Linked DNA regions of Homo sapiens: region 2 is linked to region 1. A link is a loop called in an ENCODE intact Hi-C map of the cell type or tissue named here. Cell type or tissue: ovary. All regions are shown on one strand. Each heading gives the region's core, and the rest is flanking DNA. Links, peaks and the distances in the headings are about the cores only. Region 1 has its middle 34 kb from the start of MAGEF1. Region 2 has its middle 44 kb from the start of EPHB3.

What was found. A loop is a pair of places that touch in the nucleus more often than their neighbours do. Peaks named below come from ENCODE experiments on the same cell type or tissue, not always from the same donor. Only the 100,000 strongest peaks of a DNase experiment are listed, where the experiment ranks them.
Region 2: it touches region 1 in a loop (1.9-fold over the local background); 3 of 110 quality-filtered maps call a loop at or near these places.

Annotation. Positions count from the first base shown.
Region 1 is chr3:184,669,996-184,685,331 of GRCh38, forward strand. No RefSeq gene overlaps it. Among named protein-coding and RNA genes, the nearest start is that of MAGEF1, 34 kb to the right of the region's middle. RefSeq lists enhancers at 2,792-3,293, 8,153-8,657, 8,658-9,163. In ovary, for the core only: no CTCF peak of the experiment used is centred there; no DNase peak of the experiment used is centred there; H3K27ac peaks cover 19 bases.
Region 2 is chr3:184,598,591-184,613,926 of GRCh38, forward strand. No RefSeq gene overlaps it. Among named protein-coding and RNA genes, the nearest start is that of EPHB3, 44 kb to the left of the region's middle. RefSeq lists enhancers at 5,024-5,756, 11,201-11,702, 14,592-15,092, 15,093-15,336. In ovary, for the core only: a CTCF peak has its summit at 5,830; DNase peaks (open chromatin) are centred at 4,471, 5,701 and 6,261; H3K4me3 peaks cover 1,627 bases; H3K27ac peaks cover 2,051 bases.

The DNA.
Region 1 (15,336 bases), core at 5,950-8,449:
GGAATGTGTTGATGTTTATAAAACACCCAGCACAATGCCTGTACAAACTAACCAATGTTCAGGGGATGTCATTTCACACACACACACACACACACACACACACACACACACACACACACACACACATTCTCTCTCTCTCTCACATGCACAAATACATGCGTGTGCACAACCACTTGGTTTGGGATGTCCACATCAGTGAGGTCTGACACCTGGCCCATATCATTGGGGCTGGTACAGGTGACGGGAAAGACTCTTATCTGCAGCAGAGAAATTCCTACTGTCCACTTGCTCGGAGGTCCCTCATCTCTCCTCTCTTCCTCTCCCAACCAGCAGGCTTAGAGACAGACCTCCTCTGCTGCCCACGGCACAGCCTCACAGAGCATGCCACACGCCGGACACGGCACCTCTCAGGCACTTATGCTGAAGTATGAGGTGGTATGCTGACTGGCACTGCAATGCAGTGAGGTACACCGTGGGGAGCTGAGCGGCCCTGGGATGAATTGGGGTACACTGTGGGGAGCTGAGCGACCCTGGGATGAAGTGGGGTACGGTGTAGGGAGCTGAGGTACTTCATGATGAAGTGGGGGTACAGTGTGGGGAGCTGAGCTACCCCATGATGAAGTGGGGGTATGGTGTGGGGAGCTGAGCTACCCCATGATGAAGTGGGGTATGGTGTGGGAAGCTGAGGTACCCTGGGATGAAGGAGGTACACTGTGGGGAGCTGAGGTACCCCATGATGAAGTGGGGGTATGGTGTGGGGAGCTGAGCTACCCCATGATGAAGTGGGGTATGGTGTGGGCAGCTGAGGTACCCTGGGATGAAGGGGGTACACAGTGGGGAGCTGAGGTACTCCGTGATGAAGTGGGGAATGGTGTGGGGAGCGGAGGTGCCCATGATGAATGGAGTATGGTGTGGGGAGCTGAGGTACCCCATAATGAAGTGGGGTATGGTGTGGGGAGCTGAGGTACCCTGGGATGAAGGGGGTACACTGTGGGGAGCTGAGCTACCCCATGATGAAGTGGGGTACAGTGTGGGGAGCTGAGATGCCCCATGATGAAATGGGGAACAGTGTGGGGAGCTGAGGTGCCCATGATGAATGGAGTATGGTGTGGGGAGCTGAGGTGCTCCATGATGAAGTGGGGTATGGTGTGGGGAGCTGAGGTACCCCATGATGAAGTGGGGCATGGTGTGGGGAGCTGAGGTGCCCCATGATGAAGTGGGGTACAGTGTGGGGAGCTGAGGCACCCATGATGGCGTATGGTGTGGGGAGCTGAGGTGCCCCATGATGAAGTGGGGTACAGTGTGGGGAGCTGAGGTACCCATGATGGAGTATGGTGTGGGGAGCTGAGGTGCCCCATGATGAAGTTGGGTACAGTGTGGGGAGATGAGGTACCCCATGATGAAGTGGGGCATGGTTGGGGAGCTGAGGAGGCCCATGATGAAGTAGGGTAAGGTGTGGGGAGCTGAGGTACCCATGATGGAGTATGGTGTGGGGAGCTGAGGTGCCCCATGATGAAGTGGGGTACAGTGTGGAGAGCTGAGGTACCCATGATGGCATATGGTGTGGGGAGCTGAGGCGCTCCATGATGAAGTGGGGTATGGTGTGGGGAGCTGAGGTGCCCCATGATGAAATGGTGTACGGTGTGGGGAGCTGAGGTACCCATGATGGTGTATGGTGTGGGGAGCTGAGGTGCCCCATGATGAAGTGGGGTATGGTGTGGGGAGCTGAGGTACCCATGATGGAGTATGGTGTGGGGAACTGAGGTGCCCCATGATGAAATGGGGTATGGTGTGGGAAGCTGAGCTACCCATGATGGAGTATGGTGTGGGGAGCTGAGGTGCTCCATGATGAAGTGGGGTACAGTGTGGGGAGCTGAGGTACCCATGATGGAGTATGGTATGGGGAGCTGAGGTGCCCCATGATGAAGTTGGGTACAGTGTGGGGAGATGAGGTACCCCATGATGAAGTGGGGCATGGTTGGGGAGCTGAGGAGGCCCATGATGAAGTAGGGTACGGTGTGGGAAGCTGAGCTACCCATGATGGAGTATGGTGTGGGGAGCTGAGGTGCTCCATGATGAAGTGGGGTACAGTGTGGGGAGCTGAGGTACCCCATGATGAAGTGGGGCACACCGTGGCAGGTGAGTACCCCAGGATGTAGTGGAGTACAGTGGTAAATGGAGGCTCACTGGTGAGGGCAGATGCTCTGTTGAGAAGCAGTGCTACCTTCTGCTTCATAACCCTGCCTTCTCTTCCTGCCTCTACTACTCCACTTTCAAATTAGACATCGCTGCTCAGGATTCCTTCCCTAGAAATCGACCTAAAATACCTCTCCTACAGACATGACCCTGAGGACAACCAGTGGCTTCTCACCTGGGGTCCTGGCTCCCAGCACTGTGTGCTGCTGGGTGAGAGTTCCCTTTGTGCAGAGCCCACTTACCACGTGTTGGATGGATGCGTCCATTAAGGATGGGATGGATGGAGTACAGGAGTCCATTTCGCACACATTTCCTGAGGTCTTCGAGGTGTCATGCACCTGCTGGCCTCTGGGGATCAGACGGGAATATAAACTGGTCCCTGTTCTCAAGGAGCTCACACAGGCCCCCGGCTTCACCTGGGCTAAGAGGTATGACCCACACACTTATTCAGTGTAGGGGACAGGCCACCAGCTCTGCCTTGGTAAGCCGGGGAAGGCTCGACAGAGTTGGTAATCTCCGAAGTGGGCTTTGGAGGAGGCATATGAGTGGAGGACCACGGAACAGGCATTTTAGGCTGGCTGTCAGTGGCTTCAGGAGGTTCTGACTTGGTGGGAGATACGTCCTATAGAGGTTCTCCAAAGACCCACAGTGCCATGCTGATTTTCTGAAATCCAGTGGGACTTAGGTAGGGTGACAAGGGCAGTGATGGAGCTACAGTTGTGTCCATTTAGAGGGAAGTAAGAGTGAGGATGGTCAGAGAACCTGGCTACACCCAGCTCTTGCAGTCATAATCGATTCCTTTCCAGTCAAAGAGGGTGGGAGAGTGGTTTTTCTCCCTCAGACAGAAGGATGAGGCTAGGAGGGAGGAGCTGGGTGGGCCGGGCGTGGACCAGCTTGGCCCTGGTGGACCTGCAGTTGGGCGGGAGGATGCTGGTTATTTGACTACAATGTATATTTAAAGGTCTCAGTTACAATGGGCCCCGGGCGCTCTGTAACAAGCTGCAGCTGTCCCATTGCTCATTAGCTTTCCTAACATCTTCTCGGGGCTGGTCCTGGGAGAGCAGCCCCCAAGCTCCTCCCTGTGGGCCGGGGCCCTGAAAAGCTGACTTCTTGCCCCCAGCCTCAGAGCTGCCATGATGAATGGCGCTGCTGCCCCGTGCAGACAAACGTCTTCCAGGAACAAGCCCCGTTTGTTTAAATCAAATGATCACCATCTTCTCTGGCAAAAGCCGCTCCCTGGACTCAAGGCCCAGGCCTGCCTCAACTGCCACCCACCTGTCCCTCTTCCTCTGGACATTAGGAAAGGACACATCAAGGGGTCAGGAGCAGCTCTAGCCACTGTCCTCAGAATGGGGACAGAGCAGGATCTCCAGGGCCAGCAGGGCCTGGTCGTCTTTGGAAGTGGGGTGAGAAAGGACTAAGCTTTCACAAGACATGGAGAAGCAGCCAGCAGCATGGGAAACAGGGCCTCAGCTGTGCTGCATCTGTGCTCTGAGCTTTGCACTTTCTACATGTGTCTCTACTCAAGTTACGCCTCTCCTGGCTTCAGACCCCTCAAGCATAGAAGAGTTTGTTAGGTCCACAGCTCTCAACCCCGGCTGCACACTGGGGTCACCAGAGGAACTTTTAGGAACTACTGATTCAGTTGGGTTCCAGGCACTGCCATTTCTTCCCCTCAGGCCCTCAAGCAATTCTAGCATGCAGCAATCGGTTTGAGTAGCCCCAAGGTCTCTGACCTCATGGCTTATCAGGTCTTCTTTGAAAAGTCCTGGCTGCTTAGGAAACACCTCCAGGAAGCCATCAGTTTGCAGACTGTGGGTCCCAAGAAGTTCCTGTACCAGGAGTTCTTCCTAAAGAAACCCACCTGGACTGGAGCAGGAAGGGACCCCAGAGCCCACCTTTTCCAACTTGGTTTTAGAGATGGCAAAACTGGGGAGTGCTCCTCCTCTCCTTGGGAGGACCCCCAGCTCAGACGGGAAGTGCTTTGTGAACGTAAAGCACCAACGCTGGGAAATTACTACAGATGGAGTTGTTGAGGATGGAGATTGGGGCACTGGAATTGTAACTCCTATCTGTCTCCCCAACTAGATTGTAAGCACCTTAATTGCAGAGACCAGGTCTCCTTTGTCGTGTGTGTGTGTGTGTGTGTGTGTGTGTGTGTGTGTGTGTCCTCCTGACTTAGCAATAAATGACTATGTGGATGGATGGATGGATGGATGGGTGGGTGGGTGGATGGATGGGTGGGTGGATGGATGGATGGATGGATGGGTGGATGGATGGATGGGTGGATGGATGGATGGGTGGATGGATGGATGGGTGGATGGATGGATGGGTGGATGGGGCCTTCCACAGGTGAATTTCCCTTCCTTACTTATCACTAGATTTTGCCATGGGTCACCTAGGCTGTCATCACCACGGTCACTGCTGTGAATAATGGAGTGTCAGGAGCTGAGGGAGGCAGTAGGGTATTGAGAGAACCTGTTAGCCTTGGGACTCAGGGGAGGGCCATTAATAAGGAGTAAGCATCTGAAGCTGGTCCTGACAGGCTTGCTGTGAATGGTGAGGCCAGATTACATGCCCATTGTACCCTGCTGTGAATCCACATCTCCCTAAGCCCCATCACACAGTGTAGCCGGGAATTTCTCACCCTCAAAGGTCTTTCAACCAAAAAAAAAAAAGGCCATTTCTGCCCAAGGAAGAATGTGGACCTGCAGGTTCCAGGTGGGAAGGAGAGGGGCTCAGGGTCTGGGTGAGGACAGAAGTTGGTGCTCTGACCTTAGTATGAATAACTCCAGCAAAGTCTTAATTCCTCAAAATACTGCCCAACATGCAACCGGCCACCTTTTATTGAACTTCCACGTGGGCAGACACTATGCTTGCTGAGGATACAGAGGTAAAAGAGAAAGACCCTGCCCTCAGAGGACTTATGGTCAAGGAGTAGAAGCTGTCGGGGAAAGGGCAGAGGGCTGGTGAGCCACGGAGGAGAAAGTGCTGGACAGGGCATGGACCCCAGGGGTGGCTTCATAGAGAGGCAAGATTTAAGCTCGGTGGGAGTTCTTCAGTGTGGCTCCCGGGAATCTGAATTTCTATCTCTCTCTTTTTTTTTTTTTTTTTTAGATAGAGTTTTGCTCTGTCGCCCAGGCTGGAGTGCAGTGGTGCAATCTCAGCTCACTGCAACTTCCGCCTCCTGGGTTCAAGCAATTCTTCTGCCTCAGTCTCCTGAGTAGCTGGGATTACAGGCGCGCGACAGCATGCCCAGCTAATTTTTGTATTTTCAGTAGAGGCGGGGTTTCTTTTATTTATTTATTTATTTTTTGAGACAGAGTCTCACTCTGTCACCCAGGCTGGAGTGCAGTGGTACAATCTCAGCTCACTGCAACCTCTGACCCCTGGGTTCAAGCGATTCTCCTGTCTCAGCCTCCCAAGTAGCTGGGATTACAGGCATGCACCATCATGCCCAGCTAATTTTTGTATTTTCAGTAGAGACGGGGTTTCCCCATGTTGGCCAGGCTGGTCTTGAACTCCTGACCTCAGGTAATCCACTCACCTCAGCCTCCCAAAATACTGGGATTACAGGCGTGAGCCACCGTGCCTGGCCAAATCTGAATTTCTTCTCAAATGCATGGGGGAATCTGTTGTGCCGACATGGTTAGGAATGATTTGTCTAGTGAGTGGTGGAGAAGGCATCCTAGGCAGAAGAAACTGTATGTGCAAAGAAAGGGAGGTGATCTAAGGGCACAGAGGTAACGGCAAACAGTCAAATATATGTGTAGAAACCAGGTTATTTGGGGGAAAGGGGATGCAACTAGAGTGGGAGGAAGAAAATCAAAATGCCATTTTGTTTGAATCGTTGAAAATAATTCCCCCAGGAAGCAGTAATCCATTTCAGCCTTCCTCATTCAGTGCTGATTTGCCCAAGTGGCAGGGAGATCTGGTGCCGATTACCAGGTTTCGGTGCATTAGGTAATGCAACAATAAAATCTGGGTCACTGCAGCACAAAGTCCCCTTTATTTTGACAAGTGTAGTTTTTACTCTGAAGTGTTATCATAAATAATTAAATTAAACCAGTAAATGGGTTGTAGTATGCTTTGCTGCAGTAACAAAGTCTCTGTAACCCCAGACACTGAGCCACTCCTTTGGGGGATTCTTGGCTCGGAAACATTTGGGAATTTTTCAGAAGTCAAGAATATTTGGAGTAGTCAAAGGAGAGAGGTAGGGCTGAAGGCTTGTTCCAGCCCATCCTGCTGCCCCGTTTCCCACTGGGCTTCCCCATCCTGCTGCACGCCATTCTATCATTTGACCTGTGGCAGCTTGAATCTGTAAAGGGATCACTCCTCAGCCCTAGGCTGGCCTCGAATGAAGAAGGGTAGAGAGTCCCAGTGCACATATTGGGCAGCCTCTTTTTTTTTTTTTTTTTTTGAGACAGAGTTTCGCTCTTGTTGCCCGGGCTGAAGTGCAGTGGTGCAATCTCAGCTCACTGCAACCTCCACCTCCCGGGTTCAAGCGATTCTCCTGCCTCAGCCTCCTGAGTAGCTGGGATTACAGGCATGTGCCACCATGCCCAGCTAATTTTGCATTTTTAGTAGACACGGGTTTTCTCCATGTTGGTCAGGCTGGTATTGGGCAGCCTCTTTTTTTTTTTTTCCATAATGCCCGCTCAGGCATCAGGGCATCAATAAGTAAATACTTCAAATCTTAGGGTAGAAGGTCTTGCAGGGACTCTCAAGACCACCAGACAACCCACCACCATCCATGACTTTTACCATTTCATAGACATGAAAACCAGGGAAGTAAAGTGACATGACCCATTGCTTGTTGGCCGATGGACAGGATAAGTAACATGCAGAACGTGAGTGCCAAAGACGCGGAGACCCAAAGGAGAATGTGCTGGAGACACAGGGGCTGCATGCAGGCAGAGAAAGGGGAAGTTGCAGGAGGAAGGAAAGAGGAAACGGTAAGAGGCAGGGGTGAGGTCTGCTAGAGGGCTGGGAGCTTTGAACCAAGTCTTCAGGCGGAGACCCTGAGGAGTCATCACCGGAGCCCTCAAGTACTCAGACATCTGCCCGCTGCATCAGGACAGTTCTCAAACCAAGCAAGAGAGAAATAAAATCTCTGTAGTGAAGAAGGAAAAATGGTGCTGGAGAGAATACCCAGAGGCGGAACCTGCTGGCTTTAAAGCAGGAGATTTCGGTCCCTCCCCAGGGTGAGTGGGGCTGCTTTTTGCCTCCTTCTCTACCATCTGCCCCCTCCGCTCTCCCATCGTCCTGCCTGCTGGACATCCAGGCATCAGCTTCTGTCACCCTTGTCAGGGCCTGCAGATAAGGTGGCAGTTGGTGGCCAGATTAGAGGGGGAGTAGCATTCCACTGCCCCCTCTTTTGGTGGCATCCAGGCCTGTAGGACTCCATGCAGGGACAACTCCATTCGTAGAGCCAGAACTCCCAGTGAGAGTTCTAGAATGGGGGCTCCTTCCGAGTCCCAGAGCCTCCAGCTGAGCCAGCTCCAGGGAGAGCGTGACAAACAGGTATCCTGGACAGAGAGGACTCTGGAGACCAGAAGAGCCTGTCAGAATGAGGGGCCGAACAGCACACACGGCCTTCCCTCCTGCCCCTCCACAGACCGGCTGTTTTTCATAGCACCTTTAGTGGAAAGGAAAGCATGTTTCTCTCACTCCATGGAACTCTGAGCTATGTAAACAATAGAGATAGAGCTGGAACAAAAATCACCTACAGGGCCGATAGCTGCACCAGAAATCCCTCCAGGGAGGAGGCCAAGGCTCCTTGGTGTTCAACAGCACAAAAGCTCAGATATTAGTGAAGTGTCGGTGCCCGGGGCTTTTGCCCCAGGGCTGTGGGGTCTTGTTTAGAGGTCAGTGAAGGGGAAGGCCCACACCTGGTGGGCTGCACGGCACCCCCTCCTTCTCCCTGACATCTATTGCATCATTCTCAAGGTGTGTGGACCAGGGACAGGGGAAGTGAGCTCAGCTGACCCAGAAACCCCGGCAAGGCCTGTGCCCAGTTTGCTGTTCCTCACCGGAGACCTTTGGGGTTCTAGGCCACTCTTACGTGGTGATGGCAGGGCAGGTGTGCACAGGTCTGCCTATGAGGTGGGGATCTGCAACTGTCCCCAGAAACCCACTGCTAAACTGGGTCCTTAGGGACTTCACCGCCCTGCTGGCCTCCTCCTCCCTCTGAGGCATCATTGACTCCAGGAAGCCCTCTGTGAACCCCAAGGCTGCACCCTGGGGTGCCAAGCTTCTCTGTGTGCCTGCACTGCACCCTGTCATACTCAGAGCTTATCATCTCAAGCGTATCTCCTTAAGACAGGGCTGTGTTTGACTTATCTCTGTGCACACTTCCATATACAGTAGGTGCTCAATAAACGCTTGTTGGACAGAACGGGGCATCTCTAGGCCAGGCCTGGCATCCCTGGTCAGGACGGCTTCAGTGGGAGGCCCAGTTCTCTGGCCTCAGCTGCCCTTGGCTCAGGGGGTCCAGTTCGGGAGAGACCAGGGTGGTCAGAGCGTGCACTGCCCTTTAATCCAGGCCTGGGTTCTTTCCCGCGTCACGGCCAGATCCCATCTCCTCTTCAACACATAGCGCTGTGGCTACCACATTGCCTCTCTGGCAGACACTGTGGGGATGTGTGTAGTCAGGTTGCAGGGAGGGGGACTTTAAACAAACAGTCCATGGCCCCAGTCAGTGCCAAGGCTCACCGCATCCCCAGCCCCACACCCCCTCTCCAGGGCGAGCCAGCTTGCTGGACCGTGTGACCGGGAGCCCGCAGAATTCATTTCACAAAAAATGTTTTGGTGCTCTGCTTCTCACCCCATCCCCAGCTGGGCCAGAGAGCACCTGAGTGCCCCTCCTGCTCTCCCTCCCTCTTGGGCCTTTCGCCCCCTAATCCACAAAGTGGGGAGCGGTCATGTGGGCCCTCAGCTCTCGACAGGAAGCTGTCAGGCACAGCTGGCTCGCCGGGCCAGCTCCCTTACCGCCAGGGAGGCGGGCTGCCGTCCCCGAGCCCGGCTCGCTGAAACCCAACCCCTCTTTCCAGCTGCAGCTCGAAAGAGCCCCTGGCCAGCCTTCCCCAGGGACCCTGCAGCCTGCAGATCTCACGGTCAGGGAATTTTCCCTGCGCAGTGTTCCAAGTCAGCCAAGCCTCCAGAACAAAGGGCAGAGAGACAGAGACCGGCCTCTTCCTATCCCCCCATAAGTGGCAAGAAAGACCCAGCCCACAGAGGCTGCTCCCCTGATGTGGGGGAAGGGTATACCCAGAGGACAAAGACCATCCTTCCTGGGAGGCCTGTGCCTCGGGAAGCACTCCCCGGAGGAGCCAGGACCAGATAGATTTGCAGCAGCCCCCATTTCTTCCACCCCAGGGAGGAAAGTGACCTGTACTGGCCCTGACATCCCAAGGGCCACGGGTGTCAGGAGGCCTGTGTCAGAGTCAGGTGCTGCACAGAAGGGGATTGTTGCTGATTAGTGCGGAGGCACACATTCCAGAACGCAGTGATTCCTTTCCCTGGGGAAAATGCAATTTACAAAAGAAAAATGGGCCGGGCGCAGTGGCTCACACCTGTAATCCCAGCACTCTGGAAGGCGGATCACAAGGTCAGGAGATCGAGACCATCCTGGCTAACACAGTGAAACCCCATCTCTACTAAAAAATACAAAAAATTAGCCGGGCGTGGTGGCGGGCCCCTGTAGTCCCAGCTACTCGGGAGGCTGAGGCAGGAGAATGACGTGAATCCGGGAGACAGAGCTTGCAGTGAGCCGAGATGATCGCGCCACTGCACTCCAGCCTGGGCGACAGAGCGAGACTCCGTCTCAAAAAAAAAAAAAAAAAAAAAAAAAAATGGGACTTTTTTGTTGTGGTCCCTAAGAACAGACTGTTCCTCAAACTCAGATAATAAACTGCTGTCAAGCAGCAGCCCTGGTAACATGTAATAGAGTGGAGAGAAACCCGCAACCAGCATTGGTTCAAGCTCTGATATCATCACTAACTAGCTATGTGGCTGGTCTAGCTCTAGGGACACCCCAAAGCCATTGTGGCCAGGACAGAATATATTATAACTAACTTCTCTGAGCCTCATTTTTTCTCATCTGTAAGATGGGACTAGTATTGTTTACCAGGCCTACTTCCTTCATTTAGCAAACATTAAGTACCAACTGTGTGCCAGGCACTAAGTCTGTTGCTGGAAGCTGAGAAATAACAGGATTCCCCACCCCAGGTCACATTAACTAATGGGTATAAAGGTGCTTGGAAAACTGAAATGCTGAAATAAATAGATAAGGACCAGCTGTAATGATCTCATTAACTTTCTGGGAATGAGGCTGCTAAAGTGATTTTTAAAGTTCTTAAAAACAGTTAAGTAAGCCAGACCTGTCTCTGTAATCTGGCCTGCACTATTTATTTGCTTAGCAAACCATTTCTTCATAGATAGTGCAAAAGGAAAGACTTCAGACCAGCCCGAGGCAGAATTTATCCCAAATTCAGAGTGAGTGGGGTCTGAATTAATTAGGTCTTTCTGTAGCTTAATGTATAAACCTGGGCTCAGGAAATTTGGCCTTTAAAGCAGGTGCCCTTTCAAATGAGTGGGTTTCATGTGACTGTTTTAACTTCAGCTTCATTACCCTTTATGGGCTGCAGGAGTGGTGGGGGGAGCAGGCAGGAGGGATCTGGTGTGAGTCTGCTTCCGTGAATGGGGAGCCAAAGGAACCGTAAAACAGCCCCTGGGTCCTCAACAGCCTTCTCCCAACCAGGGCCTGCCAAGGTGACCTGCCTACCTCCCCATGGAGGTAAATTCATACTTACAGTCCCCGTCTGGGGTCTCCTCCAGTCTCAGGTGAGGGCAAGGGCCAAGGCTCCCAGTCCTACTTGTGGGGCTGGTCATCTGCTGGGGTTTCCTCCTTCGATCTCTCATTGTCCTTGAACTTCTTGTTCTAGCTCCTTGGCAGCCTCCAAACTCCACAGCGTGAGAGCGCTGTGCCAGGATACTCTCTCACTCAAGAACCCGCGGTTATTCCCTACTGCCTGAAAGTCCTCAGCCCCCACCACCTGCTCTTATTATCTGCTCAAGATGCTCCAGGTCACCCGTCCCTTTAGACAGTCCAATATGGCAGCCACCAACCACCCATGACTATGGAGCACTTGTGGCCAATCCCAATTGAGATGTGCTGTAAGATATACACCCAGATAATGAAGATTCAGCATGAAAAAAGTAATGTAGGCTGGGCGCGGTGGCTCACACCTGTAATCACAGCACTTTGGGAGGCCAAGGTGGGTGGATCACCTGAGGTCAGGAGTTTGAGGCCAGCCTGGCCAACATGGTGAAACCCCATCTCTACTAAAAATACAAAAATTAGCTGGGCATGATGGCAGGCGCCTGTGATCCCAGCTACTCGGGAGACTGAGGCAGGAGAATCACTTGAACACCTGGGAGGCAGAGGTTGCAGTGAGCCAAGATCATGCCACTGCACTCCAGCCTGAGTAAGACTCTATCTCAAAAAAAAAAAAAAAAAAAGAAATGTAAACTATCTCATTAGTAATGCTTATAATTTTTATATTGATTACATGTTAAAATAATATGGATATATTTGATTAAATAGAATATATTATTAAAATGAATTTCCCCTGTTTCTTTTTACATTTTAAATGTGGCTACTAGAATGTGTGAAATTACCCATGTGGCTCCCATGTTGGCTTGCAGTAATGTCTACCAGCCAGCCTGCTCTGGAGCACCATGCAGTGAAAGTACCTGGGCTGGGTTGTGGGCAGATTTCCCTTTCGGTGCTATTTGGTATGTAACCTTTCCAAACCTCTATTTCCTTTTGTTCCAAATGGGATTAAAAGTACCTGCTTCAGATGATTACTAGGAGAAAGAGATAAGCCAACAGCTGTGAAATCTACTAGCAGAGAGCAGTTAACTCAATACGTGTTGGTTTCCTTCCTTGTCCTTTCCAAATCACATTTCAAAACACTTTTTAGAGCACTGGTTCTCCTTGGATGCACCCAGAAATCACCTGGGAAGTTTTCTATTAAAAAACAACAAAAAAACACAACAAACAAACAACAACAACAACAACAAAATATATATATATATGCCCAGGCCTGGACTCCATTCTTTTTCTGTTTGTTTGTTTGTTTTTTGAGAGGGAGTCTGTCTCTGTTGCCCAGGCTGGAGTGTAGTGGTGCGATCTCAGCTCACTGCAACCTCCACCTCCAGGGTTCAAGCAATTCTCCTGTCTCAGCCTCCCAAATAGCTGGGACTACAGGTGCACACCACCATGCCCAGCTAATTTTTGTATTTTTAGAAAGATGGGGTTTCACCATATTGGTCAGGCTGGTCTTGAACTCCTGACTTAAGGTGATCCACTCGTCTCGGCCTCCCAAAGTGCTGGGATTACAGGCGTGAGTGGACTCTTTTTTTTTTTTTTTTGAGACAAAGTTTTGCTCATGTTGCGCAGGCTGTAGTGCAATGGCGTGATCTTGGCTCACTGCAACCTCCACCTCCTGGGTTCAAGCAATTCTCCTGCCTCAGTCTTCTGAGTAGTCAGGATTACAGGCATGCACCACTATGCCTGGCTAATTGTGTATTTTTAGTAGAGACATGGTTTCTCCATGTTGGTCAGGCTTGTCTCGAACTCCCGACCTCAGGTGATGCGCCCGCCTTGGCCTCCCGAAGGGATTACAGGCGTGAGCCACTGCGCCCAGCCGGACTCCATTCTTAATCGGAGTCAGGGTGAGTTTAATTGGTCAGGTTGGGACCTGGGCATCAGCATAGTTTAAAGGGCTCCAGGTAATCTAATGCATAGCAAGGGTTGAGAATTCCTGCGCCAGAAGAACCAGTTGCTCCTTCACCCCTCAATGCTCTGACCCTGTGCTTTATATGCTGTCCCTTTAGCATTTTACATGTGTTTTGTGCTACTTTAATGATAACCAACTTTCCTGAATGCCTACCTGGACACCTTTCCTGAACATCTGGCACTTTACGTATAGTATCTTTAATCCTTATCACAACTCGGCGAGGTAAATTAGATTAACCCCATTCTGCAGATGAAGAAGCTGAGGCTTAGAAAGGTTAAAGTAACTTACTTGTTAAATCAGTGGAGGGGAGCCAGGAGGAAGCACTCAACCCCCCGGCAAGCCTGACTCCAGCCATTGCTCCCTAGACTATGCTGCCTTTGCTTTCAGTGATTCAGTCACAAGAATCTACACGTCCAGGGGTAGGGTGCTTTCTTCCTGTTTGCAACAGTTCTCAAATGAGGCATTCAGCAGCCCCTTGATAAATACTGACTAAACCTCAGAGTACCTGAGTTGTTTTTTGTTTGTTTGTTTGTTTGTTTTGAGATGGAGTTTCGCTCTGTTGCCCAGGTTGGGCGTACAGCATACAGGCTGGAGTGCAGTAGCATGATCTCGGCTCACTGCAACCTCCACCTCCTGGCTTCAAGCTATTCTCCTGCCTCAGCCTCCCGAGTAGCTGAGATTACAGGTGGGCACCATCACACCCAACTAATTTTTGTTTTGTTTTTTTTTTTTTGAGACAGAGTTTCGCTCTTGTTGCCTAGGCTGGAGTGCAATGGCACGATCTCAGCTCACCACAACCTCCGCCTCCTGGGTTTGAGCCATTCTCCTGCTTCAGCCTCCTGAGTAGCTGGGATTACAGGCATGCACCACCATGCCCAGCTAATTTTGTATTTTTAGGAGAGACGGGGGTTTCTCCATGTTGCTCAGGCTGGTCTCGAACTCCTGACCTCAGGTGATCCACCCGCCCTGGCCTCCCAAAGTGCTGGGATTACAGGTGTGCCGCCACCTCCATCCCAGAGTACCTGTTTGAGAGTATCCAAAAGCAGGCTGAGAGGCTGGAGAGCTAGCCTCGGGGCCCATAAGGATTCGGGTCTGTGCTGCGCTCTGCTGTGCGCCGAGCAGTTTCAGAGCCAGGGGAGTTTCAGGGCTGCCCTCCGCAGGCAGGCCTCTAACAAGGACAGGACAGCTCTGAAAAGGACAGTGGGCGAATGAGAGAGGCTCCTTGGATTCTAATGTATCATTCTCCCACACTCAGTCTCTCTTAGCAACTCTCTGACCCAGGAACACTATTGAGAGCACAGGTCCTTCATGGTCAAGAAGGCAAGAGACCTGACTCTGGTGGCTCCTGGGTGGGTGGCAGGTGCCCTAACCCTACCCTACTAGTGCCTCCACCACCTGCAGGTCCCCTCCCCAATCTGCCACCACCAAGGGCTGCCTGGATTTTTTGGACCAGCTCTGAGTCCATGTAATTGCTTTGTTTTCAAAATAGGTGGTGTGTTAAAGGCTTGACTAAACGGGATTCAGTTTTTCTACTTTTGTAAGACTTCAAATACAAATGTTCTTAAGTCAGAGGTGCCTCCACCCACATGATGGACTCACCTGCAGCCATTCAGAAGGAGGACGGGCAAACCGCACAGTGGCACGGAAAGACAAGGATGATGGCCGCGAAGTGGGGGCAGCATCCGATCCACATTCTAAAAGTAGCATAATCACCATTACTAAACACTAAAAAAAGGAAAATAAAGAGGTAGGAGAGCGGGGGAGGAATACATGAGAATGTTCCCAGCAGTTGTGATATGATGGTGAAATCACACGTAATTCTATTTCTTTTATTTGCCAAATTTTCTGTAATGTGTCTATAGGACTTAAATAAAGGGAAAGAAAAATTCCTTTGGGGGTAATCCATCCCAACAAAAACCATCGAATCTGACCCGCACTCCTTCATCTTCTGTCTCCTCCACACCTTCCTAGAAGAGGACAGGAACAGAGGTGGGAGGCTCTGTGAGCCCGCTGGAAAGGCCACCAGGCCCTGCTCTGGGGTGGTGACTCGGTCAGATTTTCCCACACCCAGTCTGGCAGTGGAAGACAGAAGGGCTGTATCCTCACTCCAACTGTGCTCCAGGAACAGGGTCCTTTCGGTCCCATGGACAGGTCCCTGTCATTCTGCAGGGAGCAGGAGGGGAAGTGGGAGACCACTGCAGCAGGTGTACTTTCCCCTAATGGGGCTCCTAGTGCCTCCCCTGGGTTCAGAGCCCAGCTCTGGAGCAAGCCAACCTTGACCCTTTTCCCAGCCGGGTGCAAAGGCAGCCCTATGGTCTTTGGTGCCTGCAGGGCT
Region 2 (15,336 bases), core at 4,390-6,889, 73 kb before region 1:
AATCTGCACAATTTAAAGTAGTCAAAACAAACTCCACTCACTCTATTTATGCTGAGAGGGAACAAGCTCCTGGCCGGGCCTAATGGGTTCCAGGTGTGCTCTGTGCCCTGCAGCGGCTGAACCGGCAGCAGTGGTGGTGGCTGTGACTGTGCCTGGCTGGCTGAGAAGACCCAGCTAGGCCAGTCCTCTCTAGCCCAGACCTCCAGCCTATGAAAACTGTAGAGCTGGAGCAGGCCCTACCCAGTATGGTGGGACAGATGTTAGCCTTGTGCTCAGAGGGCCTTGGGTTCAAAATCAGGAGGCGTTGTCCGCACGCCCAGCAGCACACACGGGGGGCTCCCAGACTCTCCTGCCTTTATCGCAACAGGTTCTGGGGCTGCCCAGACATTTTTCACAGATCTGTAAAACTCCCTTTCACAAGAGGTCGGCTGTGGAAGTGACCTCCCAGAGAGGCTCGGGAACCAGGTGGGAGCCCAGAGGGCATGAATGAGGTTTCTTTTATTACCATTATATATTAATTATCCTGTTATATAATCAGAGTGTCAGCTGTCATTTATTAATGGCCAGCCATGGGCCAGGTACTGTATTTGGTGCTTTCTATCCAGGATTCATTGAATGCTTACAGCCACACATGGAGATGACAGGCTAATGTCATCTCAAAGAACACAAAGGAACAGGAGGCTCAGGGATACCAGGAGCCTTGCCTGAGGTCACACAGTCAGGAACTGGCTGGAGTGGGACTTAGGCCCAAGGCTGTTTGATTCCCACGCTAAGGTCTGCTCACCATACTGGGCAGGCCTGTCTCAAGGGCCAGAGAGAGTGCATGTGTGTCAGTGTGAGGGTGGATGGGAGGATCTGGTTGGAAGCAGAGCAGGGAGTAATTTTTCCTTGAGTGACAATGCCAAATACCCATAAGGTGAGCGCACGACACCTTCCCCCATTCTAGCTGCACCCCCTCCCAGCACCCAGTCCTCCTAGTCCCAAGCCTGGGCCCTGTTCTGCTACCTGGGTGAACAACCTCTCCCTCGGCCTCCTTACCACCTCTGGACCAGGCCAGCCCAAACTCTGCCCCAGGAAATGGAGGGGACTGTTGGCATTGAGGCCACCATCAGATCACCCCACTTTCGCCCATATCAGCTGGGCCCTCCAGGACAGACTGGGCAGTCCACCGTTGGGGGAAGGCTGAAGATCCACTATGGAATCACAGATGGCGTGTGGGCACGATTGCAAGTGGGGTGCCTTGGCCCCATTCTTTGGGTAATTATTAGTAATAGTAATGTTTAGCCTCTGTAGTCTCAATAATCATCCCATACACACAGTGTCCTTACTGATGTAACTTCTCAAAGCACTGGGTACTTTCCTTCACACTGCTTACCAATTTGTTATTAGACACTTACACACATATTTTCTTGGTTAATTCTGCCCTCTCCCAGGGCTGCAAGCTCGAAAAGGACAGTTGGCTTTCAGCTGTATCCCCAGTGCCTGGCACAGTGTTGACACATAGTACAGGCCCCTGATAAATTGTGTTGAATGCACTTATGGATAAATGAGTGTAATGGAGTCAGCAGGAAGCTAAGAAGAGGTAGACAGGACTACGAAGCGGGAGGAATATGAGGATGAAGCTTCAGGAGTCTGTGGATGGAGCCGGGCTGGTAGGGCATATCCAATAGGGACAGGGAGGAGGGACACTGCACTCTTGGTGGCCCCTGGGAAGCCAGGTATGGTTCTGGCATGAAGGAGCTAAGCTGTAAGGCCCCTTCACCTGCCTGGAGCTGAACCGTGGCCTCCTGCAGGTCAGGAATCAGAGGAAGCCTGTGGATGAAGCCCTCTCTTGTATCTCCAGACTTTTGCAACCCAGAAGAGCCACCACCCCAGGAGACTTTTGCAACCCAGAAGAGCACTTTCTCCCCTCCCACCAATACTCTCAAGAGGGGATTCTGGAAGGACCTCAGTATTTAGGCCATTTTAGCGAGGAGGCCGTGGAGAAGGGACCTGATTACTCAGGTTGCAGAATGGAATGCTCCTCAGCCTGCATCCCCTTTCCCTCCTGTCTCTAGAGTTGTTCAGTGCATGACCCTCTCTCAACCAATCTCTACTCCTTAGCCCAGTGTTCTTGGGATGGTGGAAAGGGAAGGCGTTTTGGAGTCAGAAAGATCTGGGTTCAAAACCAGCTCTTCCACTTTCTACCTGAGAGACCCTGGGCACACTTAGCTTCTCTAAGCCTCAGTTTCCACATCTCTAGAATGGAGAAGATAGTGCCCACTTTGCAGTGTGGCAGCTATCCCAGTGCCCGGCACCACACAGGCACTCACTGATCACCTGACCTCTCATTCCTGCTCTCACCAACTGGCTGTGTGACTTTGGGCAGGACTCATTACCTCTCCCTGTCTCAGCTTCCTCATCTCAAAGACAGGGTTGGATCCCACAGTCTTGAAGGCCCCTTCTAGCTCTGACTTGCTCGGTTCTATTCTGAGCAGGGAGCCCCACCTCTGGGGAGGGGGAATACGAACATTCTTTCAGCACAGATTCAACCCAGGCACATGCTTGCCCAGCCCCATCCCTCACATTTAGCCTGTAGCTATTGCCACATGGGCCGCACCCTTGGCACTGCCCTGCTCCCCCCACCCCCGCCTCACTCGCCAGGGCCACAGGTGGGTGGGTTGTTCTTGTGGAACTGAAGGAGCCTGAGAGGACAGACGAAGAGGGTGGGAGAGAAGAGGAAAGAGTGGAGGGGCTGCGGGGGTAGCCAGGTGGGAAGGGCGGGGCTTTGAGCCTGGTAGAATGCTAGCTCTGTCACTTTCTAGCGGTGTATGTCCTTGGGCAAGCGGCTTTAACCTCTTAGAAACCTGTTTCCTCGTTTATGAGCTAATAATAATAACAATTTTTTAAAAACCCATTAGATCGCAGTGAGGATTAAATGAAAGAATATCTGTCAAGTGCCTGGCACTGTAGCGTTCTGTTCTGGGGTGGGGGGAGGCAGGCACCTACACCCTTCCCTCGACCCGGGTAGGGGGAAGTTCCACGAAGGCCCGTGGGGGCGCCTTGGCCACCTTCCCGCAGGCGAACCCGAGCCAGAGAGGCCCACAGTCCTCGCCGCAGCCGGAGCCACCTCCCGAGGGCTGTCGGTCTGGGGTCCTTGGCCCGGGAGCCCCAGCCCGCAGAGCAAGGGGAAGGCTGCGGCCCGAGCCGGCCCCCGACCCACCCGCCCCGCCTCGGCCTCGTACAAGCACCTTTGATCTGCAACCTTCAGGGGGATTAAGAGCCTGAGAGCCCCCCTCCCCGGGGTACCCCGCTCCCCAACGCCCTCCCTCCGGGCTGACCTCCCAGTCTGCCGCCCGGGCCGGGGGCCGGCTCCGCCGCCGGTGGTCCCCGCCGCTCCTGGCGGCCGCACCTCCGGGCAGGCCACTTGGATTACAGGGGCAGCAGCCGCGGCTGGCGGCTTCGGGGAGCCCCGGGGCTGGGGCCCGCGGGCGGGGCGGGAGGGGAGGCTGGGGGCGGCGGGCCCCTCCTGGCCATTTTGGCCGGGGAATCTGTGTAAAGTGTTTAAAAAGAAAAACTCTCCGGAGGAGGACGTAACCTTTTCTTAACATCTGGGGCTCAATTAGCTAATGACAGCAAAGCCTTCTCCGGTGTCGCTGACCCCTGGGCGGCAGCCCAGCTCCCCCACCCCCGGTATTTATACAGCTGCGGCCCCTCGCTGGGACGGGGGGCAGGGGGCTTGACTGGGTTATCTCTGCGGAGATCCGCCGCCCACCCCAAAAAGGAGAAAGAAAAGGCTTAGCACACGGTCCCACCCACCGCCCCTCGATCCTCCTTGTTGCCCCTCGGTCCTCCTCGTCGCCCCTCACTCTTTCCCTCTCTCCAGCTCTTGGCGCTGCCTCTGCTTTCCTGCCCCTGGGCTTCTCTCCTCTCCCTCTCCCCCATTTTCTACTCTTCCTCCTTTCTGCTCCTCTCCACTTCTCTTTTTTACCTCTCCCTCTCCCCTTTCTCCCGTTTCTTCTTCATCTCTGTTTTGTCTCTTGTTCCTGCCCAGCTTTCTCACTCCTCCCTCTCTCTCCCCCTGCTCTCCTCCCCTTCTTGCCCACCACCCCCTTGCCTGCCTGTCTCTCTTTTCGCCCCTCTTTCTCTGTCTTTTCTCTCTCCCTGGCGGCCTCCCCTCTCTTTCTGACTCTCTGAATAGCTCCCTTGTTCCCTCTCTGTGTTCCTGTCTATCCCTCTCATTCTAGTGCTTCCTCCCCACCTTTGTCTCTCCCTGTCTCAACCTCTGAATGCCTGTCTGTCCTCCCAGAGGTGTGTCCTACCCTGGCTGCCAGGCAAATACCCCCAGGGGAGCAGACCTATTGCTGGGCCACCTCCGGACCAAGCATCCTTTCCCGCTGAGTTGGGCAGGCCTGTGGCTGGGCACTGCAGGGCTGACTCCGGATCCTGGGTGTGGGAGGTGTGGGAGAGCTGTGTTTAAGGCTCTCCATGGCTAGAGCCAGAGGAGATCCCCAGGGGCTTCCCTAGAACCCTCCACTCCAGCTGGTGGAACCTCGCCTTCCCTGGAGGCTCCTTCCCTGCCACTCCACCCATCCCCAACTCCCCCAACACCCCGTGCCTGGTATTTTGAAGCCCGGCACAAGTGCAGAGACACACTTTCCTCTTTATCCTCCCTGAGCGCAGTTAGAACAGGCTGGAGTCCCTTAAAAAAATTCACCAATATTAAGAAAAAAGTGATAAGCTCAGAAACTATAAATAGCACAAAATAGTCATGTCCAAGGGCAGCGCAGAGCAGCAAAGAGCACACAGTTTGGAATGAAAGGAGCTGGATTCAACTACTAACTCCATGGTTTAAACAGTTCTGCCATCTCCAGGGAGTCATTTGAGCCTCAGTTCTGTCATCTATAAAATGGGCATAATAATCGTTATTAAACAATATTGAAACATTGTGTTCTTTCATTAAGGCATTTACTTTTTGTTTTCCTGGGGAAAATCTTGGACTCTGATTTTTCCAGGATACAGCTGTGTTCCAAAATTCTACCTCCTTCTCCTCCAAATACACTTGAAGCTCTCGCACCATTGCTGACCCCTCTTATCTAAGGGTGAAGGCTTTTCGCAGAAAAACGCAAACATAGGCAACATTTGCAAACAATGGGTTGAGGGGGAAGGCGATCCTAGAGCTCCTGAAACCTTTGGTTGATGCTGGGTGGGACCCTGGGCTCACTGCGGCGGGTGCTTTGTGAATCCTCACAACAACCAAACGAAAAGGGTCCTGACGTCCTGTTTTACACTTGGGGAAACGGGGAAGCAATTGTCCAAGGACCACAAAGCGGACTAGGAACCCAGGGTCTCGCCTCTAGAGCTTTGGGGAAGTGGGGGTTTCTCCCAGCGGGTAAGGGGTAGAAGCAAGGTAGGTGGCTTGGAAACGTTCAGTAGTCGGACCTGGGCCACGGAGGGCACAGCGGCCACTCTTTCTGAGAGGCAGAGGTCGGTGGGCTCCACCCTCCCACTCCGAGCCGGCCTGACCCTCGGTGCAGGCGGAAGGGGGGCCGCGGGGAGCGGAGGACGGTGCCGAGGCCTCGCTGCTGCTGCAGCGCCCCCGCCCCGCGTCGCCTCCCAGCCCTGGCTCCCAGTGCTCCGGGCTTGCTGACGGTACAGGGTGGACAGCCCCGAGACATTTTCATCAGATCTCGTCTCCCGCAGCCCAGCGCTGCTGCCGGGGGTCGGACAGGGCCGATCCCAGCACCCCTCCCCCGAGCCCTGGCTGGGCGAGAAACCGAGATGGTGGCTGCAGAAACCGGAGCCCCCGCGCCGGGGCGACCGCGAGGGGCCGAGGCCTTTGAGAGCGCTGCCGCCCCTTGCCAAGGTCAATCAAACCCTCCCACGCTCCGGAGGCGCGCGCTGCGTGCTCTAGGCAGCGGGGATTGGGGCCGGAGGGGCGCGTCCCGGCGGGGCCGGGCGAGGGTGGGTGGGGGGTCTGGCCTGGGGGGCGCCTCCCGCCCCCTCTTGGGGAAGGTGCTCGGAGACTCCCGGGCCCTGGGCGGAGAGTGTGGGGAGGCTGGGCTAAAGGCAGAGACCCAGGCCGAGGGCTCTGACCCACCCAAGAGGAAATAGCTACTAATTAGGGACGGGACGTTTTTATGCTAATATGCACCTGGCTGGGCTTTTCTGGAGGCTGAGAAAGTGTGGAGTGGAAGGGAAGAAGTTCCGGAGAGCGGGAAACTTCCGGAAGCACTTGATTCCTGGATAAAAGACAACTCTTGCTCTCCTGCTCACCCGCTGTGTGGCCTTGGGGAAGTTACTTAGGGACGTGTAGGAGCTTCAGTTTCCTCCTCTGAAAAAGAGAGAACACGGTCAAGTTTCTTCCCAAGCTCAGTCACTCTGTCAGCAAAAAGATGGAAAGCCAGCCCTCGGGTGGCTCTTGGAGGATGGAAAGGGGACAGAATTGTGGGAGGTGTGCGTCGCGGGACAGAGTCCTAGGAGAGCCGGGTGCACACTGTCAAGGGCCTGCGACTGTCTTCACTGTTGCCCAGAGGTGGAGAGTGGGCAGTAGAGGGAGGTCGAACAGAGGTCCTCCGATTGTTGGACGGAGTGTCAGGAGGTGCTCCGCTGTAAAAGAAAATGGGAGGTGGATGGGGAGTAGTGTAGAGGAGTGGGTATTCTATGGTGGGACCGACTTGAGCTTAATCATAGAGTTGGGGTGGAGGGGAGGGTGGGTTGAAGATGCCAAGGAGAGAAAAGGGAGATGACTGATTGAGTCAAGTCCTGAAGAAGGCCTAGTGGGTGGGAGCCAGGCAGGGTGCAGGTTGGAAGAAGTAGGAGACAGGTTGGAAGTGGGGAGGAGGAAGGGGAGAGGAGGAAGTGGTGGAAGAGGAGACGAAGAAAGAAGGGTGAAATTCAGGGTATTTTGAAGGGAGGGAACACCCTCCATTGGCCTTACTCAACTCAGCTCAGTATTGGAGGAGGCCTCGGTGTTCTTCACAGACTAAAGAACCAAGAGCAGATTTGGGCTGGGCACAGTAGCTCATGCCTGTAATCCCAGCACTTTGGGAGGCCGAGGCGGGCAGATCACCTGAAGTCAGGAGTTAGAGACCAGCCTGGCCAACGTGGAGAAACCCCATCTCTATTAAAAATACAAAAATTAGCCAGGCATGGTGGCGCACACCTATAGTGCGAGCTACTTGGGAGGCTGAGGCAGGAGAATTGCTTGAACCCAGGAGGCGGAGGTTACAGTGAGCCGAGATCATGCCACTGCACTCCAGCCTGGGCGACAGAGTGAGACTACATCTCAAAAAAAAAAAAAAAGAGTGCATCTGGAAGAATCCACCATGGAGACTCAAGCAGGAGTAGGGTAGGTTGGACAGAAAGGGCTGATGAGCAGGGCTGCCACTGAGGGTGGGTTACAGGAATTTGAAAGCAAAGTAATAGAAACCTTTGAGCTCATGGGAAAGGGAAGGCGCTTACTGAGATTGACTTGGGATTCATGGTCTCACTGAATTCTCACCACCCAGTGTGGTCTGTGTTATTTCCATTTTACAGATAGAGAAACTGAGGGTCGGAGCAGTAAAGAACCTTGCCCAAGATCATTCAGCTAGTGATAATGAGATGAAAGAATGGTTTGAACCCAGGTCTGTCTGCTCCCAAAATGAGGCTGCTTCCTGTGGGGTCCTCTGGGCAAGAGTCCTGACCCTGGGGCCTTGGCAGTCCTTCCCTCCCTGGGTGTGGCCATCCTGGGAGCACTGACCCGTTTGGCTGGAAGGAAGGGGCTGGGCATTCTCAACTGAGTACAGGCTGCCCTGAGCCAGCTTGAACTTAGCAGGAAGCCCCCAACCCAGCTGAGAGGAGAGGGGGAAATGGTAGGCTGTGCCACCACCAAGCCAAATGAGATCAAACCATATATTTTATTCTGCAACATGCTATTTTTCTCTTAATATTTCCACGCTTATATATATAGGCCTATTGTTTTTAAGTTGTGTACTACTCCTTTGCATAAATATTTCATTTCTTATTTATCTATTCCTCTACCACTGAACATTTGTGTTGTCTCCAGTCTTGGAATTACAGGTAATGCCCACTGAACATCCTTGTGAGAATATCTTTGTAATGACACAAGTGCTTCTAGAGGATAGATTCTTAAAAATGACATCAATGGGTTAATGGTATGCTTGTTTTAAATTCTTATAGATAGTACTAGACTTCTCTCCAAAGATGCTCTATCAGTTTCCACTGCCTCCATTAAACTATGAGTGTGCCCACCCACTGACACCCTCGCTACTACTGGGTATTCTCTCTGTCTCTTTCTCTCTCCATATAGATAAGTTTGGGGTGGGGGGCAATCTACTGAATGAAAAAGAGTTTTTCACTTTTGTTTTCATTTGTATTACCCTGAGTCTCTACAGCTCTGCCAAAGGTCCACTAGCTGAAGAAAGCATTGTGAAGAAGCGAAGAAGAGCCCAAGACAAGTAGCAGCGATTTAGGGCAGCTCTGAGGAGGAACTTACTCTGTAGATAACGGAGGCACCCGAATTCCTTTCTCGGTGCACATTCTTATACTCCAAGGAGGATCGCACGACCCCAGTAGCTCGGGGTGACGGCTGGCTACCTAGAGTCTCATGGCAGTCAGCCAGACACTGAGTGATGCCCACTCCCCATGGGCTGCAGGGACAAGCTAACAGGCTGCATGGGACAGAAGATGGCAGTTTTCAGGGAGGGCAGAGGAATGGGTTCAGCTTTCTGAAAGAACCAGGGAAGAAGAGGGTCACCATGGTGGGGCAGGCTGGCCCTGGGTACTAAATGAAAACAGGAAGGTCAGTAGTTTGAGGAGGTGGCAGATGGGAGGGAACGGGATGCCAAACTAAGCTTAGCAAAGGTGGGACTGGGCAGTTGTGGCCGCACTTCCCCCGTCCCATAGGCATATCCACCCCAGCCTATTGATGATAATAACATGACTCATATTTTTGAGCCTTTACTGTATTAGACTATTAGACACTGCTTTTTTTTGTTTTTTGTTTTTTGTTTTGTTTTGTTTTTTTCAGACAGAGTCTCGCTCTGTCACCCAGGCTGGAGTGCAGTGGCGCAATCTCCCCACACTGCAACCTCTGCCTCCTGGGTTCAAGCAATTGTCTTGCCTCAGCCTCCTGAGTAGCTGGGACTACAGGCGCACGCCACCACCCCCAGCTAATTTTTTGTATTTTAGTAAAGACGGGGTTTCACCGTGTTGCCCAGGCTGGTGGCAAACTCCTGAGCTCAGGCAATTTGCCTGCCTCGGCCTCCCAAAATGCTGGGATTGCAGGAGTGAGCCATTGCATCCGGCCTAGATACTGCTTTAAGTGTTTCAATATTTTGAGTGACTTTATCCTTTTAACAATTATGTGAGATAACTGTAATTATGATCCCCATTTCATAGATGAGGACATGGAGGCATAGGCTTAAGTTGCTACCCAAGGTCACACAGCTAGAAAGTGGCCAAGCGGGGATTCAGACCCAGGCCAGGGTCTTGAGAATCCACACTTCTAACCACCTCACATGTGGCTTTTCACAGCCTTCCTTAGCCAGTAGAATTACCACTGCCATTAATTAAGAGTGGACCAAGAACATTCAATTCTTTGTTTCTAATGCTTACAAGGCTTGAAATAGAAGGTGCTACCCTAAATTTATAGGTGAGAAAAGTGAGGTTCAGACAGGCTGAGCACCTTGGCTAAGATCACCCACATAAAAAGAAGTTGAGCCAGACTTTGCACTCAGATCTCTATGAATCAAAAGCCCCTGCCCCTTGCATATCACTACAGGATCTTTTGCAACATGAGAAAGGAAATCACACAATCACAGAACAGTCATCCCCCCAAAAATACCTCTTTCCTGTAGAGATGAGTGTGTGTCAGGGCAGCCTGGAGGGAGCATCTGTGCACTGTGTGGTGGGGGAAAGTGGGGGCAAGGGGGAACAGTGGGCTGTATGCAGTGCTGTGGAGAGACCATCTCCCCTCTATCAGCAGGGCTGACTGGGAAGCAGAGTGGCAGTTTGGGAGGGAAGTCTGGGGAAGCCATCCCTTTTGTTACTGGAACCTAGAACCTCTCTCCACCCCCATCCGCTCCATATCCACCTCCAGCTTAAGAAAAGCATGAGTTGGTATCCTGGAAAGAGCTGTTTTTGAAGACCCCCAAGTCACCCTACAGGCTGACCCAAGAAGGACTGCCATTTCACCTTATATGCGTTACCTGTTAAATTAAGCATCGTCTCTTTCTTTCCTTCTATCTTTCTTTCTTTCTTTTTTTCTCTCTCTCCCTCTTTTTTTTTTTTTTGAGATGGAGTCTCACTTTGTCACCCCGGCTGGAGTGCAGTGGCACAATCTCGGCTCATTGCAACCTCTGCCTCCCGGGTTCAAGCGATCCTCCTGCCTCAGCCTCCTGAGTAGCTGGGACTACAGGCACATGCCACCACGCCTGGCTAATTTTTTTGTATTTTTAGTAGAGATGGGGTTTCACTATGTTGGCCAGGATGATCTCAATCTCCTGCCCTCGTGATCCACCTGCCTCAGCCTCCCAAAGTGCTGGGATTACCGGTGTGAGCCACCGCACCTGGCTGTCTTTCTTTTTTTAATTTTTGAGACAGGGTCTCACCCTGTCACTGAGGGTGGAATGCAGTGGTGCTATCATAGCTCATTGTAGCCTTGAACTCCTGGGCTTAAGCAATCCTCCTACCTCAGCCTCTGGAGTAGCTGGGATTACAGGCATGCACTACCATACCTGGCTAATTTGTAAATTTTTTGTAGAAAGGTCTCGCCATGTTGCCCATACTGGACGCATTGCTCTTTCTAAGGGTATATGTAAAAGTGCAAATTGCCCTTGGACCTAGCAACATGGTGAAAAGGATGTATCAGTCATTCACACCTTCCTGTGAATTAGTTTCTCAGCCAGGACAGTGTTTCTCAAACTAGGGTATCTACTTTCAGAGTTCCTAAGTGCTCTGAAGAGTTTTAAATTTTGGATGTAAATTTCAATGATGTTAAAATATTTTAGCAGTTATAAAGACAGAACTCTTTGCAGTTAAACATTTTCATAGACTAGAACTTCAGTTCCTTACGTTGGCGTTGCTCCAGTATGGGTCTGTGAACTTCTGGGAATTCACAGATGGGATCTGTGAGAATTGCTTTTCCTTTCAAGAGGTTTGCTCATTACACGGGTTTGGGAGACACTTCGCAAGAACTAGATGGGTGTGAGCCTTTTCAGCCCCAGTGCCATGGTTGCCAAGGTGCTGGGGACCCAGAGATCTGGGTTCTAGCCTTGGTCACTTGACCACTGGTGCCTCAGTTTCTCCACTTGAAAATTCACTCACTCTTTTCCACTTTGCAGCGTCCTCTCTGTCAGGCCTGTGCTGGCTGCTGCTAGGGGTAGGAGATGAACAAGGCCAAGCTGGTGAAGGTGCCAAACGTGGCACCCTTCTGTCTGACAATTCAAGGCAGAGGGGAGATAAAGGCTATGGGGGTCCAGCAGAGGAAGAGGTCACTTCTGCCTGCTGGGTGCAGTGGGGCTTTGCAGCAGAACTGGCTTTGAGCTAGGCCTTGAGATGGGGCCACAGCAGGCAAGGAGGCCAGCCCTCCAGGCAGAGAGGGTGGGTGAAGCGGACCGGCTGCGACAGGCTTGTGGGGAGAGTCAGGGTGTGATGTGTATTTAGGGAACTGGACCTGTAGCCAAAGGACCTGAGAGATCATCTCAGCCAACTCTTTAGGATTTAGGGGAATGTCAGGAGGCTGAATTGGCTCAAGGGCCTCGTCAAGATCACACAGCCAGCTGGGGGCCCTGCTGAGAACAAGGAGGTAGGCAAGATGTTTTTCCATCTGGAGCTGAGCTCCCAGCCTCAGGAATGTTTCGGGGGGTCCAGCCCATGTTGGCAACCCCCTCTTCCACCACCCACTCCATGAAGCCTAACACAGGCTCTGCAACCCACCGTCTCTCCTGCCCCCAAGGCTACTGAGGCCCACAGACCTGGGGGGCGTTTTCATCTGATTTTCACTCAAGGAAACAGCCACATCCTGACGGAAGCCAAGTTGGAGGGAGGTCTTTAGCTCACCCTTCCCAGCCCCCTAGTTCTTGGGGGTTGGGGCGGGGCTCTGATAGCCTTCAGTTAACAGGGGAGGAAGCTTCCAGGCTTAGGCAGACAGCCTGCCTCCACCAAGCCCCAGGAGCCTTCTCTTCTTGGCTGTGGGGGACTCTCAGGTTGGGCCCACCCCTTTGGGTCTAGAGAAAAGTCTCCCCTCACACAGGCCTCTCAGGGCCCATATCTAGTCATCCTGTGTGGGCAGAGAGGGGCTCACTGCCCCAGGACTAACTGGATAGTGACCACCAGAACGAGGCTGGGCCCAAAATCTTGTACCCGCTTCTCTCAGCTAAGACATGGAAAGAACAGGCTAGTGTGAGCGGCCATCACAGATGCCAGGCAGGAGGGCTGTGAAGCCCAGATTTACCATCGCTAGCCTGGGTTTGCTTGCTGCTGCCATGACCACCACCGACCACCACCATTGTCACATTTCCGTTTCTACCACCATCACTGTTTCCATCTCTACCATCGCTATCTTCATCTCAACCACCCTCTCTGTCTCCACTATTATCACCACCTCCACACCCGCCACCATCAGCATCTCTATCACCATCATCTCCACCTCAACCATCACCTCCAGCTCCACCGTCATCACTATGCACCGCCCCTGCCGCCTCCACCATAACCACTGCTTCCATCTTTACTACCATCACCAACTACCTCCGCCAGTATCACTACCGGCATCTTCATCCAACAACTGCCCTCTCTGCCATCATCACCACCTCCACCAGTATCACTACCTTCATGACAATTATCACCACCATTTCTACCACCACTGCCCCTCTTACCTCCCCTGACACGTCTAACCACCGCCAGCACAGTACCCCACCCACCCCAACCTCTGTCCATTCGAATCCATCCATGCTACCTATAACATAAAGAACTGCCATTTGGGCTAACCCTTCAACCTCTTTTCATTTGCCCAACCCCAGAAAGGCCAACTATAGACCCCATTTCTCCAGTTTCTCTTTTGAGACTTCTCTTGGAAGATGAAATGAAATGCCTTGCTCTTGAAGTTGAGGAAGATTATGTGTCTCTTGCCGTTCTTGATTTACCAGGCCCAACATTCTGTCCTAGAAGGAAATTGGATTACTCTGACAGAATGTATTCTTTGGAAAGCAGTGCTGGTTATTACCTAATTCCTTATGACCTAGTGTTTGCAGATTGATTTTTTGACGACGTGTCCCAGTAGTTTTCTATTATAGCAGTTTGGTGGATAGGCCCAGCACTTGCAGAGGCATCTGCTTTCCCCCAGGTTTGGAAAGAGGCAGGGACCGGCTGCCTGGGTCTCTTGTCTCCAGGCCCCTCACCAGTTCTCCATAAATCCCCTCAGAGTGAGAGCTAGTGATTGGATTCCAATGTGGGCCAATTTCTTAAGTACCTAAGCATGTAAGTCATCAGGGCCTGTGGATGGGAATACACAAGTTCTTTCCTTATCCCCCTGGCTTCCTGCCTGCTCGTGATTCCACATGGTGCCTCTTTCAGTTTTCAGATCACAGCTGACCTTTTTAGGCTAAGAAAAAATTAAAAGGCTCTGCTTTTTCAGTGTCGTTGCTTATAGGCTTTCTCTCCCCAGCGAAAAACGTGCCAGCAATCCCCTTATCCCCTTTCTTTGGCCCATTATAGTTAGCAAATGTTTTTCTCATTCTTTTGCCGCCTTGTGCAAGTTATATCCCATTTCTTTTCTGAACAAGTTTTCTGATTTTATCTCCACAGCCTTTTTTTTTTTTTTTTTTTTTTTTGTATTTCTTTGTGTGTACCCCTCCTTCGGAACCTGCCCTAATTTCCACTTTCTTTGGCTTGTCCGTTATCATTTTAGTTCTCCGGGAAGCTTTCTGCATAACTAACATGGAATCGCTGGGTTCCTTTTAGCTGCTTTATGCATCGGGATAGTTTCATTCTCTTTTCCTAATTTTGTTGCCTTATGTGGAAATGTCCAGTTCTCCTTAGAGAGTGCCCATGGTTCTTAAACTTTGTCTTTGTGTTTTTCATCTTGAGTCTCAAAGCCTGGTGCAGAACGCTTTCAGGAAGGGCCAATATCTGGATCTTGTTTGAGTTTCTGCTTTTCTTCCTTTCTCTCAGATGGTGCTAGCTTTTCTCAGTGCTCCCTTCCATTCCCCAGTCTTTTTTTTTTGAGACAGAGTCTTGTTCTGTCACCCAGGCTGGAGTGCAGTGGCGCAATCTCGGCTCACTGCAAGCTCCGCCTCCCAGGTTCATGCCATTTTCCTGCCTCAGCCTCCCAAGTAGCTGGGACTACAGGCGCCCGCCACCATACCCAGCTAATTTTTTTTTGTATTTTTAGTAGAGACAGGGTTTCACCATGTTAGCCAGGATGGTCTCGATCTCCTGACCTCGTGATCTGCCCGCCTCGGCCTCCCAAAGTGCTGGGATTACAGGTGTGAGGCACTGCGCCCAGCTCCCCAATGTCTTCAGTTTGTGAGTAGCAAACCGAGTCAGGACCTGCTCCCCAAGGCCTCACAAACCGGGCAACCAGAATGGGGAGGGGACCAGCAGCTGCATTTGGCCTCTGATACCCAGAGTGTGGATGGGGTCACTTACCAGGAGTGTTTGGTTACCATAAGGGGCTCCTTCCATTCACAGACCCATTTCCTCGTTCTCAGACTCCCTCATTCCCTCATTCCCTCCAGAACCTCTGTGTTAGTCTGGGGTCCTGCCCGCTGTGGGCTCACGGGGCACATGAGCCTTCTTGAATATTAGGTCAATAATGGCCTGGTGCAGTGCACCAGCTAGTAATATACACAGAAATCAGGTTAATGACGTAGAAGGTGGTGAGTGCAAGGCCTGTAGACAGTGGTGTGGGAGCGATGCGCTCTGCCAGTCTACTGCAGGAGGCTGCTCCACAAAAGCCATATTCCAGCAGGGTCTTTACATTTAGGAATGTGTTTGCCAGGAAGGGGGATGTAGAGGAGCATTCCAGGCAGAACAGGATGTGCAAATGCAGAGAGGGCCATCTGGGACTGGCCACGTCAGGCAAACGGAGTCTCCAAACCCCATGAAAGCCTGTTGTCTTTCCAACCCTCCACTGGTCTGGATGGATCACGTCAAGATGGCTCTGGGAAGGGCCCTTTCAGTGCCTCCCCAGGGGCGCCCAGTGCTCCCAGAGCCACCTGCTGTCAGCTCCAAACTTGCCTGTTGAGTGAAGGCTTTCTCCATCCAGCCTGGCCAGTGCTGACTGGAGGCTCCAAACCTAGTCCCTTCCCTTCCCCCATGGCTACGACAATAGGGACGCTCTGAATCTTCCCT